Regions from separate parts of the Homo sapiens genome. Here region 1 is linked to region 2. The links are chromatin contacts, found by Hi-C or POLR2A ChIA-PET in ENCODE. All regions are on one chromosome and are shown on one strand. The core of a region is the stretch at or near the end of the contact, and the rest is flanking DNA. Distances in the headings are between cores, read along the strand shown.

Region 1 (6,566 bases), core at 3,249-5,748, 5.7 Mb after region 2:
TTAGGATGTTGCTACAGTTAAACCATAATATTGTGCCATGTTCTCAGCTTGAAGAGGCAGGGCCTGGGTTTCTCACTTTTGTTTTGTTTTGTTATTTTGGCACTTTTGTTTTAAAGATCACTGGATTTTCATTAAATTATTCTAGAAACATTTATTAAGCACTTTCTCAGGGGCCAAGGCACAGTGCTGGTTGCTGGAGCTCTGAAGACAAACACAGTTTGGACCCTGCCCTGGGCAGTGTGAAAACCAGACAAGTAAACAAAGTAAGAGTGTTACATAGTCCGTGCTGGGTGCGGTGGAAAGTCTGGAGTAGGGAATGGAGAGTCAGGAAAGGCTTCACAGAGGAAATGGCTCTAGCACTGAGTCTTGGTTTCAACTTAAAAAAAAAATTCCTTCAGCCAGGTGCAGTGGCTCACACCTGTAATCCCAACCCTGTGAGAGGCTGAGGTAGGCAGATCACTTGAGCTCAGGAGTTCAAGACCAGCCTGGGCAACATGGTGAGACCCGGTCTCTACAAAAAATACAAAAATTCACCAGGTGTAGTGGCACTTGCCTGTAGTCCTGGCTACTCAAGAGGCTGAGGTGGGAGAATTGCTTGAGCCCAGAAGGGGAGGTTGCAGTGAGCCGTGAACGCACCACTGCACTCCAGCCTGGGCAATAGAGCAAACCCTTGTCTCAAGGAAAAAAAAAAAAAAAATTATTTCCCCCAATCATTCTACACATTTATTGTGAACTTACCTCTTCGATTCTGTGTGAGGACTTCAAAGTCCTGGGTCTGTGGACCAAGAACTCTTCCCTTCCCATCCACAACCCAAGCCCTTCTGCCTGCCTTAGCCTACTTCAAAGACCTCCCATTTAGGGACGCAGACAGGTGGCAAAGTAGGAGTTGACAAAACAAAACAAAACATTGTTAAGAGTGTTTACCTTCAGGAAGGGGAACTGGGCTGGGATTTGAAGGGATAGGTGGGAGAATTTTGTACCATTTAAGTTTTTGTTACTGGAGTGGGGAAAAACCATGGGGAAAAATAGGAAGTGTGATGGCTGCTACCTCTACAATCTTGCATTAAATAGAGTACTAGAGTGGTGATCTCTGTTCAATTTTTTTTTTTTTTTCCTGAGATAGTTCTCGGTCTGCTGCCTAGGCTGGAGTGCAGTGGCACAATCACAGCTCACTGCAGCCTTCATCTCTCAGGCTCAAGGGATCCTCCCACTTCAGCCTCCTGAGTAGCTGGGACCACAGGCATGTGACACCATGCCCAGCTAATTTTTAAATTTTTAGTAGAGGTGAGGTCTCACTATGTTGTCCAGGCTGGTCTTGAACTCCTGGCCTCAAGTGATCCTCCTGTCTTGACCTCCCAAAGTGTTGGGATTGCAGGTGTGAACAACTACCACACCCGATTCAAAATCTTAAATAGGCAAACTTATCTGCAAATGTGCCAATTTAGGAAGCGAATAAACCAACAATTATTTAAATAAGGGCTCTTTTATCACTCACAAGGGAGTGAACGCCTAATCCACGTTAGAATACTGCAATAAACAAGGGTCCCCTACCCTCGGGGACCTTATTTTTCTAGAAGGAGATAGTAATAAACTAACAACGTACTTTGAGATAGAAATAAGCCTGCTAAGGAAATAAAGCCAGGTGTTGTGAAAGAGCAAAGAGTGAGGGAGGGGACGTGAGAACAGAGATACGGAATTCTTACATAGGAGGAGTTTAGGAGCATCAGTCTAGTTGTGGAGAGGCAACTAAAGGGCTTTAAAGTCCCATTTACTTAGAAAGCACACTATTTTCACATGCAGTTTATGTTACAGATCGATAAAAGTAGGGTTCTCTATTTTTATTTATGCTTCATAATAAATTGAGAAAATGTCAATTATATCAAATAATTATATTTGTCATCAGGAGTGGCAGGAGGGGGCCCACAGCCTGGGCAATATGGTGGCTCATGCCTGTAATTCCAGCACTTTGGGAGACGGAGACGGGCAGATTGCTTGAGCCCAGGAGTTCTAGACCAGCCTGGGCAACATGGTGAAACAGAGTCTCTACTAAAAATGCAAATATTAGCTGGGCGTGGTAGCACACATCATTAGTCCCAGCTATTTGGGAGGGTGAGGTGGGAGGATCTCTTGAGCCTGGGGAGATCGAGGCTACAGAGCCGTGATTGCACCACTGTACTCCACTTTGAGACAGGGTGGACAGAGTGAGACCCTGTCTCGAAAAATAAAAATTTAAAAAAAAGGAGTGGCAGGAGGGGAAGTGTTGGAGCAAGGGTTCTGAAAATCACTCCTTGGCTTTGGCCACTGTGGATCATTGACTAACTCTCCTTATACAAGTCTAGAATTCTTGTCCTCCAAGAGCTTAAAATTAAGTTTGCATGACCATATAAAAAACACATTTATACACCAGTTAGCAAATGTTAGGAGAAAAGACAGCTGTTGATCCTTCACTGTGTCTTCAGTTGTGTGATCTCAGGAAATTCCCGATTTGATGTGTTAAGTACTACCGTGTGTTTCAAGAAAAATTCAGCTTGAGTTTATTTAGCCTTTGAAAAGCATTAGAACAACATATATGACAAAGTGTTAATATGCATAAAGTGCTAACAATAAGAAAAATAGGCAATAGAGATAAATGTAAATTATCATTAAACCCATGACAACTGTTCAACAATATGAATCAAAACAACAAAACCACATCAACGAACATCCACTGATGTCCTGAATTCACAGAGTGTGCTCTAATCCACTGCTAGTGAGAATGTATTGTGTTTCTGGAGGGGGAGTTTGCCAGTTTATATCCTTTGACTGAGGAATTCTAACTCCAGGGAGGTATCCAAAAGAGTATTTTAAAAAGGCCAGGCGCGGTGGCTCACGCCTGTAATCCTAGCACTTTGGGAGGCCGAGGCGGGCAGATCACCTGAGGTCAGGAGTTTGAGACCAGCCTGCCAACATGGTGAAACTCCGTATTTTGCATTTTGTAAAAATACAAAAATTGGCCAGGCCTGGTATGTGCTTGTAATACCAGCTACCCGGGAGACAGGAGAATCGCTGGAACCCGAGAACCCGGGAGGTGGGGGCTGCAGTGAGCCGAGATCGCGCCACTGCACTCCAGCCTGGGGCGACAGAGCGAGACTCCGTGTCGAAAAAAACCAAACCAAACAAAAAACATGGAGAAGGAAGCATATACACCACGGGGTTGTTTACAACAGAAAACTGGAAGAGGCCGGGAGCGGTGGTTCACGTCTGTAATTCCAGCACTTTGAGAGGCCGAGGCGGGCGGATCACTTGAGATCAGGAGTTGGAGACCAGCCTGGCCAACATTGGGAAGTTCGTCTCTACTAAAAATACAAAAATTAGCCAGGTGTGGTGGCAGCCGCCTGTAATCCCAGCTACTCGGGTGGCTGAGGCATGAGAATCGCTTGAACTCTAAAGGCGGAGGTTGCAGGTTGTAGTGAGCCGAGATCGTGCCACTGCACTCCAGCCTGGGTGACAGAGCAAGACCCCGTCTCAGAAAAAAAAAAAAAAATAAATAAACAAAGAAAGAAAAAAGAAAACTGGAAGAAACGTGTAAGTGCATTAAGGGACAGATTAAATCAGTTTAACGAAGCACTAGGGAAATTTTTTAAAATTGCGTTTGAGTTTGCCGCGAGCCGGGCCAATCGGTTTTGCCAACGCATGCCCACGTGCTGGCGAACAAATGTAAACACGGAGATCGTGTGCCGGGCACTTGGTTTCGTGGTGGGCAACTGTGCTGCTGTTTCTTTTGGCCGCGGACAAGGTCGGCAGAGGTGGACCCCTGCTTGGGAGAGCTCTTCTCGCTGTGCTGACACCCGCCCCTAACAGTCACCCACCCCGGGGAAATAATGGGGCTCGGAGGCCTCCTCCCAGCCAGTGTCCAGCCTAAGCACATCGGCTCCCGCAGTTCAGAAAGGTCCCGAGGCCCGAGTCACCATTTCCGGCTCAGACCTCGACCCTGAACGTGGCTGCCCACTGCCACGCCCACTACGCCCCAGTGGCTCGCCCCAGGGGACGAGGGGCAAGAAGCGGCCTCCGAGGGCAGCGGCCGAAGGCCATTCGGTCCCTGGCTCTTCCCAGCTCGCAGAGACCCGGAGGCGCTGCCCGGCCGCCTGCCCCTCTTCAGATCCCCCAGCACCGGAGGAGCAGCGAGGGGGGTGCGTCCAGGCCGGCTTTCGGGTCGGCTTAGGCGAATCCAGCTCTCTTTTGCCCCTCCCAGAAGGCCCAGCCCCGTCCGGGCGGTGTTCGGGCGGCGCCGGGCCGGGCCCCCCGCCGCCCCAGGCTCGCTCATAGGCCCGGAACACCACAGCCCGCCCAGACTTGGCTGGCGCCGAGCCGGGGGTGGAGCCAGCGGGTTCCCGCCAAAATCGCGTAGCTGGTCCTTCCCCCGCGGGCTACGTCGCGCCCTCCTTTTTTTTTCAAACCCGGAGCTGCACTGGGATTGGTGGACTGGGCACTCACGTGGTTAACGGTCGCGGGAAGCCGCGGAGCCCGAACCTGAGACTGGACCTGAGGAGACCTCAGCCTCGGTGCTCGGGCCGCCCCGCCTCTGCCGGAAAGTCCGCGCCGCCGCTGCCGCCACCGTCCGCAGCCCGAGCGCCCCGGAGCCGCAGGCCGCCGCCGCGCAGAGACGCCGCGGCTGCGACTAGGCGCGCCCAGCCGCACGTGGCGGACCCGCCCCCAGGCCCGCAGTGTCCTGGACCCCGCAGGCCTCCGCTCTCCTGTCCTCGGCCCCGTCCCCAGGGCCGCGATGAGCTTCCTGAGCCGACAGCAGCCGCCGCCACCCCGCCGCGCCGGGGCGGCCTGCACCTTGCGGCAGAAGCTGATCTTCTCGCCCTGCAGCGACTGTGAGGAGGAGGAAGAAGAGGAGGAGGAGGAGGGCAGCGGCCACAGCACCGGGGAGGACTCGGCCTTTCAAGAGCCCGACTCGCCGCTGCCGCCCGCGCGGAGCCCCACGGAGCCCGGGCCCGAGCGCCGCCGCTCGCCCGGGCCGGCCCCCGGCAGCCCCGGCGAGCTGGAGGAGGACCTGTTGCTGCCCGGCGCCTGCCCGGGCGCGGACGAGGCGGGCGGTGGGGCGGAGGGCGACTCGTGGGAGGAGGAGGGCTTCGGCTCCTCGTCGCCGGTCAAGTCGCCGGCGGCCCCCTACTTCCTGGGTAGCTCTTTCTCGCCGGTGCGCTGCGGCGGCCCAGGAGATGCGTCGCCGCGGGGTTGCGGGGCGCGCCGGGCGGGCGAAGGCCGCCGCTCGCCGCGGCCGGACCACCCGGGCACCCCGCCACACAAGACCTTCCGCAAGCTGCGACTCTTCGACACCCCGCACACGCCCAAGGTGAGAGCGGCGGGCGCGGGCACCCGGCGGCCGGGGCCGCGGCGCCGGAGGGGCCAGCGCCGCTGCCTGGGTTCGGTTACAGAAGCGGCCGGCCGCTCCCCCCTCGCTTTCCTGCGCCGCCCCCCAAAGTTGGCAGCCCTTGTGTTTGGCCCTGCCCCGAGGTTGTCCGTTGAGATTATGTAACTGAACAATGGGCCTCGTCTGGAACTTCATCTTACAAAGGGGCCGATCGGCCCGTCCGGGTGGCCAAGGATTTGCCGCCCGTTGAGTCCGGGCCGCCCCGAGCGTGTCAGCCCCGAGTGCGGCACCGATAACGCGGTTCGCGAGGATGCTGGAGGGTGCCGGCCCGGCCACCTGACACTCCCGAGCCATAGGATGCCTTTTAAACGCGGCGATCGGGCCTGTAATTTGGGCGGCGCGGGCAGAAGGAGTTTAAAGAAAAATAATTGTCCCGCCCTGATCGTGTCGTGTCGTGTGGCGTGGATGGGGGAAAGGTCTGGGGCATGCAGGGAGACTACGCTTGGACTTGGGAGTAAAGGCTGGCCTTCCAAGCATTTACAGTCCTACAGACTCATCCTAAGTCCAGGCAGTACTGAGGCCTGTTTCTGGACAAGGTCTTGGCCCAGCATTTGTTTTTATCGTGGGTTTGCGGTGCCCAGAGTTTGGCCGGCCTCCGTGTGATTAGGAACATCCTACCGTAGATAAGGTATCTTAAAGAAGGAGGTGTTCAGCACCTGTGTTTTGAAAGGCCTTCGAGTACTGCGCAGATGACCACTTTTAAAACTGCAGATTTTAAAGCTGATACTTCCAGAGATTAAGACAAGCCTCGCATTTGTAAGGTTAACAGGGAAGATGCACCTTTTAAAGTGAGTTTGTTTTGTTTTCAATGTACTGTTTGTCATCAGCCTAGGCAATCTGTGTGCTTTCGAGCTGTACTGTTTATTGGCCGACTTGCTCAAGGCAAAATCCCTCTGGAAGTGAGGGGAGGAGTCCAGCGGAGGTGGCTATGGAAGCCCTATCTAGATGGGGGAGGGGAGATTTTATGGGGCTCTCGGACTGCTTTCTATTTTTGGATGGGTTGAAAGAATTTGTTAACTTTTAGCCACTAGAATGAACTTAGTTTTAGGCAGCATTTATATTCTTTTTAGGGTTAGAGGCAGATTTTACTTGGCTATTTTTTTCAAGAAAAGATAGTTAATATCCAGCTTCAGTCTTCCTAAATTAGCCA
Region 2 (6,255 bases), core at 1,286-3,785:
CTGGTTTGCCAGCCTAGGAACTGGGACTCCTGGGGTTTTTATTAAGCTGTGATGCTGGGAAAGTGCCTTGTATGCACATCCTTCTCTAACCTGGGCTCTTATGTAGGTCCCTGGGATTTCTTCCCGGACCCAAACTTCTGTACCTCCAAGAAATGGGAAGAGAGACAAGTGGTTGGAAGGGCAGGACTGGAAGAAGAACAATTCATGGGAGAGGGACGACTGTGACATGGGAAGATGACAGAATGGGGAACAGGGAGAGCCCTTAAATTTAGCTGTAGCACTTACTCCCCTCTACTTCTCTTTTTTTCTAGTGGAGAGAAATGAATACAGATGACTAGAGGAGGTAGACAGGAGCAAGATCCTCAGATGCACCCCAAAAGCTTGAGGATGGAGCTCTAGAGTGGAAACAAGAGCCTCCATAGCCAGGATGGACTGAAGTTAAATTTGGGAGGAATTCCTGAGAAGGAATAGGGTCCTAGGTGAGATGGGGAGTATTAAGGATGCCTGAAGGCAGAGGGGTCAGTAGAACTCCAGAGGGCTTCCTGGTCACTAAGGCCCTGATGCAGATCAGGGCATGCGGGTACCCAGCCTAGGCAGGCCCCAGAAGGTAGCAGGAAAGGAGCAGACACTTTTGCCTCCGCCGCTTCTTAAGTCCGAAGTTAGACCAGCTGCAGTCTTTCCTCCAGAATCCTGCATTTGCCTCCTCCCTTTATTTCCATCACACCCAAGCTGGTCCCATTCTTTCCACCAGGTGATGCTGGAACTAGTAGGTAATGGAGTCAGGGACCTTCAGGCTGTCTTCCGGCTTCTAGGCCTGGCCTCTTGGTCAAGCACCACGGGTTGGGGTGATTTTGATTTCCCACGGCCTCTCTTACAAGTCTTATTCCTGTGTCACCCTACCCTGACTGCTACAAACGGCTTCCTCCTGCCTAACCACAACCTCACTCACTGCAGGTTCCCTTCATTCTGCTGGCTTCCCTTGCTCTGGGCCCTCTCAAGGCTGAGGGCAGTTATTTTGTCTGTAAGAGATAAAGATGTAGTCACACAGACACGCGCGCGCGAACACACACACACACACACACACACACACACACACACACAGGCTTTCCATCTCTTTAATCCATCTCTAAGAGATGAAGATGTAGATACACAGACACGCGCGTGCGAACACACACGCAAACACACACACACACACACACACACACAGGCTTTCCAGCTCTTTAATCCGTCTCTATCACTGGGAGGCTGCAGACTGCCTCTCCAAGCTAGGGAGGTTTGAAAAGACTCTAGAACTCACTAAGTCTTCAACAACTGATTCCAAAGCTGGAGATAAGTGGGTGGGAGGGAAGGATACAGAGAGGGTGACAGGCTGAGGGTTCAAAAGGAATGAGGGGTGATGGAAGAAACCAGGAGGTGCATGTGTGTGGGTGCCAGAGCTGGGAAGGGAAGGGATGGGGCAGGTTGCAGAGGACCAAGACGAACATGGGGCAGGGTAGGTGAAGACAGGTCAAGGCCTAGGTATGACCGTATGTTTGGAGGAAAAGAGACTGGAAGGGATGAGAAGAGAGTGATGGCGGATTTGTGGGTAGAAACTAAAGAAGGTGTGGAGGGAGACGACAGGAGCATGTGTATAATTCAGGGACTAAGAATGAAGAGGAACACTAGGAGATGGTTCTCAATTGTCCCCAAAAGACACAACAAAAACTTGTCAGGGACTATCAGTACCTCTGAATGAGAGTCCTTCCACTTCCAGTTACAGGGCAAGACCAAGTTACTCCCAAAAGAGCAAGGCCAGGCTCTGGTCAGCTAGGAACAGCGTCTGCTCACTAAATACCTACTGCTTGGCTCCAGGTAAGGTCGGGACTCAGGAAAACAGACATACAGACAACGACTGGGGTCGGCGGGGCTCCCCCACCCAACCCGGGTCCTCCTGAGTGCAGAGGGCCTTGGGGCTGCAGACCGAGTGTGGGTCTGTATTAGCATCCATCTGACAGGGAGAGAGCTTTCGGAGGCCCCAGACACCGCCCCTCTCACCCCAAGTGTCACAACTGCCAGAGCAGAGGGAGCGCCTTTTCCAGCCCAGAAGCCCTCTCCCCTCACGCACTTCTCAACACCCCCCCCACCAACTTCTGAGGACACCCCACCTGCGTCCGATCTCCCAGCTCTGAGCTCTTCCACTTCAGAGACACTTATCTTGGAGCCCGGGACCCTCCGACCTCAGGGGTCCCTCTCGGCTCCCTAGAGGCGGTACAGCCGCCGGGAAGCCACCCTCGCCGAGCCTCCGCCGGCTCGCAGTGGCCCCGTTCCCGCCCCGCCCGGCCGGCCGCGCCCGCCCTACTTGGACTGAACCGAGAAGCTCCCGCCCGCGGCCTCCGCCAGCAAACTCATGAGCCGGCGCCCGCGCCGAGTCCTGGGCCGGCCGGGCTCTCCTCCCCCGGACCCCTACCCGCCAGCCCCGGCCGGGCCTCACCTGGTGCCCTCCCCGAGGCGGGGGAGCTGGGGGCGGCGGCAGCGGCTCCGGGCTCGAGAAGGAAGTGAGAGCGGGAGGCCGGAGGAAGTGGGGGGGGCGGGCCGGCGAGGCGGGGCGGGCCGGGGCGGGGCCCGACCAGGAAGTCCGAGGGCCGATCTCCCCCTCTCCAGCCCCGGCCCGCCCCCAGCCTCGCCCCCGGCCCAGTCCCGGGCTTGCCACGTTCCCCTCCCAGTCCGCTGCCCCTGCGGTCAGTAAGTCAGGCCTCCCAAGGTCAAGTCTCTCCGCCTCCTCCTGGCCACCCTACCCCTGGAGGCCCTACCCTGGGCGCTAGGCGTTCGTCCTCTTCCCCCCATCCCGCCCCCACCAGCCTCCGCGGGAAGATGCTGAGAAAGGCGCCCCTGGGCCTGGTCCCTTCAGTCAACCCCAGGGATAGAGTGGTGGCCGAGGCTGGGGCAGTCCCCGCCCCTGCCCTGAGCCCCGGGGGAGTGCGAGGTGGTGGTGATTCAGCAGTGGGAAGGCCCCAGACCCCTGGGGAGGGTGGGGAGACTCGGGGGGAAGAGGAGCTGGCGTCAGCACCCAAGGGAAAGACAAGATCAGCAGAGGCGCAGGCGGAGCCGCGGGCCCCAAAAACAGGATGTCGAGTCGTCATTCAGCACCGTGCAGCCCTGCGAGGCCTGGCTCTGGGGAGGGGGCGGGGCGGACGGAGGACTTGGGGCTTCCCTCGCCCCCTCGCCCCCTGTTCTGCTGGGGCGCGCAGCTGCTTGGGGCTGAAGAGCCGCACCCAGGCCTGAGGTCCAGCTTGGGCCCCGGCGACCCGCGGGTGGGCGGGCTCATGGGCGCCCTCTGGTGCTTCGCTCCCTGGCTTTGCGCTCGGAGCTTTGACTTGAGAATCCATATCCTTCGTTCAGCACAAAGTTTCTGAGCGCCTACCACGTGGAGAGAGCTAAGTGCTAGGTGCTGTGAAGAAACACAGCGTTTAAGACAGGATCCCTGTCTTCCAGAAGCTTTTCAAATAAACGGATTGATTCCAGGAATAAATAGCTTAACCTTTCTGAGCCTCAAATCTGTCTTTGGTAAAATAGAATAATTATATTTCACCCCGTAGTTTTGAAGATAACATGAGAATGGGTGTAAAAGACCTGTTGTCAATGCGTATCTCAAACACTAAACAAATATCTTTTAAAAATATCATACCCTAAGAGTCTGGCGCGGTGGCGTCTGCCTGTAATTACAGAGATGGTGAAACCTTGTCTCTATAAACACAAACACACACATATTTTTTGACAGTCTCACGATGTCACCCAGGCTGGGGTGCAGTGGCACGATCTCGGCTCACTGCAATCTCTGCCTCCCAGGTTCATGCAGTTATCCTGCCTCAGTCTCTCGAGTAGCTGGGGTTACAGGTGCATGTCACCACACCCGGCTAATTTTCGTATTTCTAGTAGGGACGGGGTTTCACCCTGTTGGCCACGCTGGTCTCGAACTACTGATCTCAGTTGATCCACCTGCCTTGGCCTCCCAAAGTGCTGAGATTACAGGCGTCAGCCACCACACCCAGCCTACTTATATTTTTAAAAAAATAAATAGGAACCACGTAAGTAATTTAAAACTGTCTATTAATGACATTTCAAAAAAAGTAAAAAGAAACGAAATGAATTTTAACTATATTTGACTTAGCCATAGCCAAAGTATTATCTTTTTTTTTTTTTTTTTTTTTTTTTTGGAGATGGAGTCTCGCTCTGTCACCAGGCTGGACTGCAGTGGCGCGGTCTCTGCTCACTGCAACCTCCGCCTCCTGGGTTCAAATGATTCTCCTGCCTCAGTCTCCCAAGTAGCTGGGATTACAGGCACGTGCCACCATGCCTGGCTTATATTTGTATTTTTAATGGAGATAGGATTTCACCATGTTGGCCAGGCTGGTCTTGAACTCCTCACCTCGTGATCTGCCCGCCTCAACCTCCCAAAGTGCTGGGATTACAGGCATGAGCCACTGCGCCCGGCCTCAAAATATTATCTTTTAGCATGGTAATCAACATAAAAATTACTGGTTATAAAAATTAACTGGATATTTTGCATTCTTTTCTTGTACCAAGTCTTTGAAATGCGGTGTGTATTTTATACTTACAATTTGTCTCAATTTGGCTGGAAACATTTCAAGTGGTCAATAGCATGTGTAGCTGGTGGCTACTGTATCATCCTCAAAAACAGAGGCTTTATCAGATTCAGGCTGGTGAATGACTGTGTGGATGAAGTCTTTCTCAAAGATCCTTCTCTAGAAGCCTCCCCTGACCTGCCAGGCAGTGTTTGGGTCTCTTGTCTCCTCTTCGGTCTGGTCCCTGTAGCCCTTCAGACAAACTCCTCTTTGTGGAGGACATGAGAGCAGGAGGCACAAGGGGAAATTCTCATTCCCATCCATACACCATTGGGACCACTTGACATTGGGGTGCTTGGTATTTCATGAATAAAGAAAGGATTGTGAGCCCCAGAAATGACAGGGTTCAGAGGAACACCATACGCTAAAGCAGCTTCTATGACGCCATTAAAGATTATGTCCCAGCACAAAAGTTTTTTCTGGTTTGTTTGTTGTTTTTTTTTAGATGGGACTCTCACTATGTTGCCTAGGCTGTCCTGGAACTCCTGGGCTCGAGTCATCCTCCCACCTCAGCCTTTCAAGTAGCTAGGACTACAGGCACACACCACCACATCCAGCTCCAGAAGAAATGTTTCTGATATGTGTTCCTAGAATTCCCTTCCCAGGACTTAAGAACAGGAAAAACAGTGGAGCTATGGACTCTCTCCCCTTCAACCAGAGAAGGTTTGCTTTTTATCTGATTTATTTACTAGTATTCTGCATAGAGAGTTTAATTTTGTTTTTAAGTTTCCTGCAAAAAATATTTGAAAATCAATTTAAGGACATAGTGATAAGAGTAGGGAGCACATTAGGTGCTGCAGATTGAAAGACTGGATTGGCAGCCTGGGATCAGATTGCATTTCCTGAGCCTGTAAGTGTCTTGGGCTTGCCTAGCCCTGGTTTAGGAGGGAGAACCTGATCCAGCCTCAAAGATCTCATGGTCTGATGAAGTATAGGACTTTGCATATGAAGCTATCAGAAGAGGAGGAAAAAGTCCAAGGCTGGGCTTTAGAAAACCTTCAAGTCTGGCCTGGCACAATGGCTCACGCCTGTAATCTTAGCACTTTGGGAGGCTGAGGCAGGCGGATCATGGGGTCAGAAGATCGAGACTATCCTGGCCAACATGGTGAAACCCCGTCTCTACTAAAAATACAAAAATTAGCTGGGTGTGATGGTGCATGGCTGTAACCCCAGCTACTCGGGAGGCTGAGGCAGGAGAATCACTTGAACCTAGGAGGCGGAGGTTGCAGTGAGCCGAAATCGCGCCACTGCACTTCAGCTTGGCGACGGAGCGAGACTCCATCTCAAAAAACAAAAAACAAAAAAAAAAAAACCACAAACAAACTTGAAGTCTGTCTTGGCTCAGACAGACAGATTGAGATTTTAGGCTAGGCCCCACCCTTCTCTGTCTCAAACTCTTCCACTGGAAAACAGAGGTTGAACTAGATGATACCTTTGAGCTCTCATCTTCTATGATACACTCTTCAGAATAATAATTAAGGTTTATGCATATAGCATGTTGCTCATAGTTCTTTAATACCATTTAGGTCATCATGCTTTGTGCTCTAGTAAATTGCATCTGTGCCTAATATCTGTCTCCCCCACTGACTATAAGTCCTTTGAGGTTGCGTCTGATTCATTTCTGTGTCCACCC

The links. Hi-C counts contacts between places; a loop is a spot of excess contacts on that map. ChIA-PET counts read pairs that join two places held with the same protein, here RNA polymerase II (POLR2A). Pooled maps may share reads with other maps.
Region 1: a loop to region 2 is called in a pooled map, with 5 times the contacts of the local background. The contact joins the promoter of WEE1 here to the promoter of RHOG in region 2. A Hi-C loop is called at or near these places in 1 of 50 pooled maps. POLR2A ChIA-PET finds 5 or more read pairs at or near these places in 2 of 52 experiments (B cell and activated naive CD8-positive, alpha-beta T cell).

What each region holds. Positions count from the first base shown.
Region 1 is chr11:9,569,172-9,575,737 of GRCh38, forward strand. It overlaps WEE1 (WEE1 G2 checkpoint kinase), which reads left to right and starts at 4,499. Exons shown (of 11, transcript NM_003390.4): 1 at 4,499-5,338. The coding sequence starts at 4,763. RefSeq lists an enhancer at 3,725-4,577 and silencers at 4,152-4,501, 4,522-4,731, 5,022-5,121.
Region 2 is chr11:3,838,424-3,844,678 of GRCh38, forward strand. RHOG (ras homolog family member G) reads right to left here and starts at 2,536. Exons shown (of 2, transcript NM_001665.4): 1 at 2,471-2,536. RefSeq lists an enhancer at 677-876 and silencers at 2,277-2,666, 2,717-2,766, 3,117-3,386, 3,427-3,476.